2 separate regions of the Homo sapiens genome follow, and region 1 is linked to region 2. Evidence: read pairs that join two places in POLR2A ChIA-PET (ENCODE). Cell type or tissue: K562. All regions are shown on one strand. Links, peaks and the distances in the headings refer to the core of each region. The heading gives the core; the rest is flanking DNA. Region 1 overlaps PLEKHM2 (pleckstrin homology and RUN domain containing M2). Region 2 overlaps CTRC (chymotrypsin C).

Region 1 (2,910 bases), core at 85-2,584, 250 kb after region 2:
AATTGGCAGGGAGGTTTGCTTTGGAGACGATCAGGGAAGATTCCCTAAGGCAATGACATTGCATCCTGCAAGGGACACTGAGTAGGATAAGAGAATGAAAAATGATTCTTTTTGTGTGTGTGTTTGTTTGAGACAGGGTTTCACTCTGTGGCCCAGGCTGGAGTACAGTGGCACCATCATGGCTCACTGTAGCCTTCAACTCCTGGGATCAAGCGATTCTCCCGCCTCAGCCACCTGAGTAGCTGGAACTACAGACATATGCCACCACGTCCAGCTAATTTTTAATTTTTTAGTGTGGAGACAAGGTCTCACTATGTTGCCCAGGTTGGTCTCGAACTCCTGAGCTCAGGTGATCCTCCCACCTCGGCCTGCATAAGTGCTAAGATTACAGGCATGAGCCACTGCACTTGGCCGTAAAATTATTCTAAGAAAATAGTTGTTTTTAAAAACACACAAATAGCTCAGAAGTACATAAAATGAAAAGTAATTGCCCCTGTTCTCCTACCCTTTAAAAGGGATAAATGAATTGTAATAGGGTAACCATCTCTCAGTTCCTGGGTCCTGACAACCTTCTCTCGCCTCAGTCTCCCACCCACTTCGGTTTGGGCAGACAGTGCCTCACCGGCGTCGGCTCTGAGTGAAGTTCTATTTCTGGCCAGGCACACTGCCTTGAGCAGGAGTCTCCCAGTCCCTAGTCGGGATCGGGATTTACTGGCGCTGGTGAATGAGCCACAGCTGTTGTTCAGCCCAGCCTGTCTGTGCAGTTGAAAAGGCTGCCTTGCATGGTGAACTTTTTCTCATTTTTCTACTCCTGAGATAGGTTAGATCTGCAAGTACAAAAAAATTAGCTGGGGGCGGGGAGGCGAGGCAGTGGGCATAGTGGCTCACAACTATAATCCCAGCACTTTGCGGGGCTGAGGTGGGAGGATCACTTGAGTCCAGGAATTCAAGACCAGCCTGTGCAACATAATGAGACCCTGTGTCTTCAAAAATAAAAATAAAAAATTAGGTGGACATGGTGGCACATGCCTATAGTCCCAGCTACTCAGGAGGCTGAGGCAGGAGGGTCACTTGAGCCCAGAAGTTCGAGGCTGCAGTGAGCCAGGATCATGCCATTACACTCCAGCCTGGGTGACAGAGTGAGACCCTGTCTCGGCGGGGGAAAAAAAAAATTAGCTGGGGTAGCTCATTCCTGGAGAGGGACTGGTAGGTAGGTAGATGTAAAAATTGTATTGACTATTTGGTTTAGATCAATAGTTTTGTTCTCTGTGGCTTTACAGAAAAACTCATAAGAGTTTTAAATGTTCTCAAAATCCCTAAGGACCTGAGTCACCAGGACAAAGATTTACATAAAATAGTATCTACACACACGTTACAAACTGAAGTGTTAAGGGTCAGTGTGCCTTCTGCCTGCTCCTCTTCCTCCTTTTCCTAAATTCTCAGTAGCTATTTCCCTTCTTTCCTCTCTCCCAGAGTAAAGGCTGTCTGGTGAGGGCGGGGAGGGACCTGAAGGTCCCTAACCCGGAAACCATGTCGTGCACAGAGGGATCCTGACCCCATGAGTAACTCCACCCAGGCTCAGGAGGAGATACTAGTGGAGAAGTGATAACTGCTTTTTCTGAGCCCTGCCCATTCACTTTTTTCGTTTTTTGGTTTTTTTGTAGAGACTGAGTCTCCCTGTGTTGCTAAGGCTGGTCTTGAACTCCTGGCCTCAAGCCTTCCTCTCACTCCAGCCTCCCAAAGTGTGGGGTTACAGGTGCAAGCCACTGTGTCCATGCCCCATTCACTTTTTCTTTTTTTAATGGAGTTTTGCTCTTGTTACTCAGGCTGGAGCACGGTGGCACGATCTCGGCTCACTGCAACCTCCTTCTCCCTGGTTCAAGTGATTCTCCTGCCTCAGCCTCCCAAGTAGCTGGGATTATAGGCATGCACCACCATGCCCAGATAATTTTGTATTTTTAGTAGAGATGGGGTTTCACCATGTTGGTCAGGCTGGTCTTGAACTCCTGACCTCAAGTGATCCACCTGCCTTGGCCTCCCAAAGTGCTGGGATTATAGGCGCGAGCCACCGTGCCTAGCCACACTTTTTTTTTTTTTTTTGAGACAAAGTCTCTCTCCGTTGCCCAGGCTGTAGGGCAGTGGCGCAATCTCGGCTCACTGCAACCTCCACCTCCTGGGTTCAAGAGATTCTCCTGCCTCAGCCTCCTGAGTAGCTAGGATTACAGGTGCCCACCACCACACCTGGCTAATTTGTGTATTTTTAGTAGGGATGGGGTTTCACCATGTTGGTCAGGCTGGTCTTGAACTCCTGGTCTCAAGTGATCCGCCCGCCTTGGCCTCCCAAAGTGCTGGGATTACAGGCATGAGCCATCTCACCCGGACCCATGCCCGTTCACTTTTAAGATATGGTTCTCCTTTTACGAAATGCTTCTCTGACGTCAGGTTTCTGTTGGAAACCTTGTGACACTGTGTGGTCCTTTCCATCCCATCACAGAACAACCTGGGCTCGCTCTCTCCATGGTTTGGCCATGGCTTAGGCCTATCCAGATTGAAAGGCCCTGTGTGATGATTTGAGGCCAGGCAGAAACTCACTGGGGTTTAACAGAAACAGGTCACCATCTGGCAGCAACAGGCTGTTCAGACGGGGCTGACTGTCTGTGGTCATTCTGCCATTATGGCTAACACTCCGGAGCTTCAGATGGAGCAGTGGTCTCCCTCAGAACTCATCCAGCTGGAGCCCAGTGTGAAAAGAAATTCCCAGCAAAACTAAAATTCTGCTGCCAGCTGACACAAATGTTAGGTCTGGAAACATTGAGTAAGAGGCAGAGTGGTCCACACAAGCCTTAATGTGGAAAGGCAAGAGCTGGTGTTCAGTTCGTGACAGTTGTGGGGAGAAGAAGGTTGGCATTT
Region 2 (2,910 bases), core at 218-2,717:
TCATGTTAGATGGTGAATCGTTTGTCCTGATATTCCCAAAGGCCAAGAAGAAGCTGGCAGTCAGGATGTTTGTGAAGGACCCCTGAGCACCCTGGGCCTGACTCCCAACTCACAGCCCGAGCCCCTTAGCCTGAGCTTGTGGGGCCAGGGCCCTCCTGCCCACTCACCCTCTCCACTTTGGATTCCAGCAATGATATTGCCCTCATCAAGCTTGCAGAGCATGTGGAGCTGAGTGACACCATCCAGGTGGCCTGCCTGCCAGAGAAGGACTCCCTGCTCCCCAAGGACTACCCCTGCTATGTCACCGGCTGGGGCCGCCTCTGGAGTGAGTATCGTCCCTGGCAAATCCTGAGAGCCTTCCTGAAGGAAGCAGGACGTCACCCACATTTGTCCACCACTTTGCCTTTTTGCCTTCACATTTTCATGTCTTTGTAAACTTTGTAACAATAACAGCTAATATTTACTAAGCACATACCATGTGACAGACACTCTAGCAAGGGTCTCTGAGAGATGTGGTAAAGTTTAGACGAATTAGAATTTGTCAAGTGCTCAGAACAGCACTTGGCACATAGTAAGTGTCACATAAATAAACTAAAATAAACCATTAGGGGTAGGGGATGACATCTGTGGTATACCGTATGCCCAAATAGGTCCCAGCTGAATTAAAAGTTAAATGCAAATCATGAAACTATGGGAGACTTAGAAAATGCAGATCACTATTTAGAAAATCCTGGGGGAGAAGTCAGCTGTGGCGGCTCACACCTGTAATCCCGACATTTTAGGAAGCTGAGGAGGAAAGATCACTTGAGGCCAGGAGTTCAAGACCAGCCTGGGCAACATAGTGAGACCCTGCCTCTACAAAAAAAAAATTTTTAAATAGCAGTGTATGGTGGTGTGTACCTGTAGTCCCAAACTACTCAGGAGGCTGAGGTGAGAGGATCATTTGAGCCCAGGGGTTTGAGGCTGCAGTGAGCTATGATCTTGCCACTGCTGTCCAGCCTGAGCAACAGAGTGAGACCTTGTATGTATCAAAAAAAAAAAGAAAGAGAAATAGAAAATCTTGGGGGTGAGAAAGGCTTTTTAATGGGTGACAGCAAAGACAGAGACCCACAGGAAATTATTGACAATTAAATCCCCAGAATCCAACTTAAAGACAACTCAACTCAACACTGTAGCTTCCTTCTGCCGGCAGCCTGCTCCTGACCCTCTGGGACCTTGGCTTGCCTCTTGATGAAGGGCAGGTGTGTGGTCCGCACACTGTCTCAGCCGGCGCTCCCCTGGGTCCTGTCCCAGGCATCTGCTCCCTGAAGGCCTGGGGAGGGGCTGGACTGGGCTTCCCGGCTGCCTCCCTGGTCACTGCTCACTCTCTCCCCAGCCAACGGCCCCATTGCTGATAAGCTGCAGCAGGGCCTGCAGCCCGTGGTGGATCACGCCACGTGCTCCAGGATTGACTGGTGGGGCTTCAGGGTGAAGAAAACCATGGTGTGCGCTGGGGGCGATGGCGTCATCTCAGCCTGCAATGTGAGTGGCTAGGTTCTGCACCTTGTCCCTACTCCAAGTGGCCAAGTGGATGTGGGCAAAGGGGGGTGCGATGGACCAAACCCTTCTCCTGGGAGGAGACTGAGCGAGCCCTGGCTGGGCCCAGCAGGCTCAGGGTAAGCCCATCACCCCCCATCACTGTGGTGAGAGCATGAGCATTGAGCACGAGTATCTGAGTTCAAGCCCCAGTCCCACCATTTATGAGCTACGTAAACTTGGGAGGGCCGTTGAACCTCTGACCTCAGTTTTTCCATCTGTAAAATGGAGTTACAGTAACCACTTCACAGGGTTAGGACTAAATGAGTTTAAAGGACAGAGAAGAGGCTTCACTGAAGTCTCTACACATGTTCCTCCATGCATTTGCTCCACCAGTCCAGGGAGACCAGAACCATAAAACATCTAAGACAATCAGGGAATGTCCTGTTTTCAAACACACAACCCTCTCCCCATTCTCACCCTCCTTCCTCACCTTCCCAGGCCTCTAGCACAGCTGCCTGCATCCTCACTGCTCTGAGTAGCTCACAGAGTCTTAGATAAGGAGACCTGAACAGCTAGGGAAACTGAGGCACGGAGAGGATTAACATCATCCCAAGATCACACAGCAAACCAAGAGCTAGTCTGACACCCCAGGGCCTCCCAGAATAAGGCCAAGGCAGCCGCAAACCACATTTCCTCTGCCTCCCTCACCATGGGCAGGCTGAGGCCAAATCTGTCCACTAACTAAGGCTGAGAAGCCAACCCACATCCCCCACCCCAACCCAGTCCTGCTTCCCAAGACTTCCTCTGGGGGGGGGCCTGGTGGCTTATGCCCTCCCGGTCTGGTGCAGGGGGACTCCGGTGGCCCACTGAACTGCCAGTTGGAGAACGGTTCCTGGGAGGTGTTTGGCATCGTCAGCTTTGGCTCCCGGCGGGGCTGCAACACCCGCAAGAAGCCGGTAGTCTACACCCGGGTGTCCGCCTACATCGACTGGATCAACGAGGTGGGTGCTGCCTCCACAGCTGTCCCTGCACCTGTCAGCCCCTCCCCCTCACTCACCCATCCCCTCACTCATTCACTCATTCATGCGTTTATTCATTCATTCATTTATTCACTCATTCATGCATTTATTCACTCATTCATGCATTCATTCATTTATTCACTTATTCAGTCACTCATTCATGTATTTATTCATTTATTCATTCACTCATGCATTCATTCATTCATTTATTCACTTATTCATTCACTCATTCATGTATTCATTCATTCATGCATTTATTTACTCATTCATCCATTTATTCACTCATTCATTTGCTCATTCAGTGATTCATTCATGCACTTCTTCACACATTCACTCTCTCATTCAAGTAATATTGGTTGAGTGCTTCCAGTAG

Evidence for each region. Peaks named below come from ENCODE experiments on the same cell type or tissue, not always from the same donor. Only the 100,000 strongest peaks of a DNase experiment are listed, where the experiment ranks them.
Region 1: POLR2A ChIA-PET joins it to region 2 with 5 read pairs; 2 of 35 experiments call an interaction of 5 or more read pairs at or near these places.

The regions. Positions count from the first base shown.
Region 1 is chr1:15,690,959-15,693,868 of GRCh38, forward strand. The region is part of intron 1 of PLEKHM2 (pleckstrin homology and RUN domain containing M2); the gene reads left to right. Among named protein-coding and RNA genes, the nearest start is that of PLEKHM2, 8.1 kb to the left of the region's middle. In K562, for the core only: no CTCF peak of the experiment used is centred there; a DNase peak (open chromatin) is centred at 1,553.
Region 2 is chr1:15,443,231-15,446,140 of GRCh38, forward strand. CTRC (chymotrypsin C) reads left to right here. Exons shown (of 8, transcript NM_007272.3): 5 at 189-325; 6 at 1,376-1,521; 7 at 2,367-2,519. Among named protein-coding and RNA genes, the nearest start is that of CTRC, 6.2 kb to the left of the region's middle. In K562, for the core only: no CTCF peak of the experiment used is centred there; a DNase peak (open chromatin) is centred at 1,411.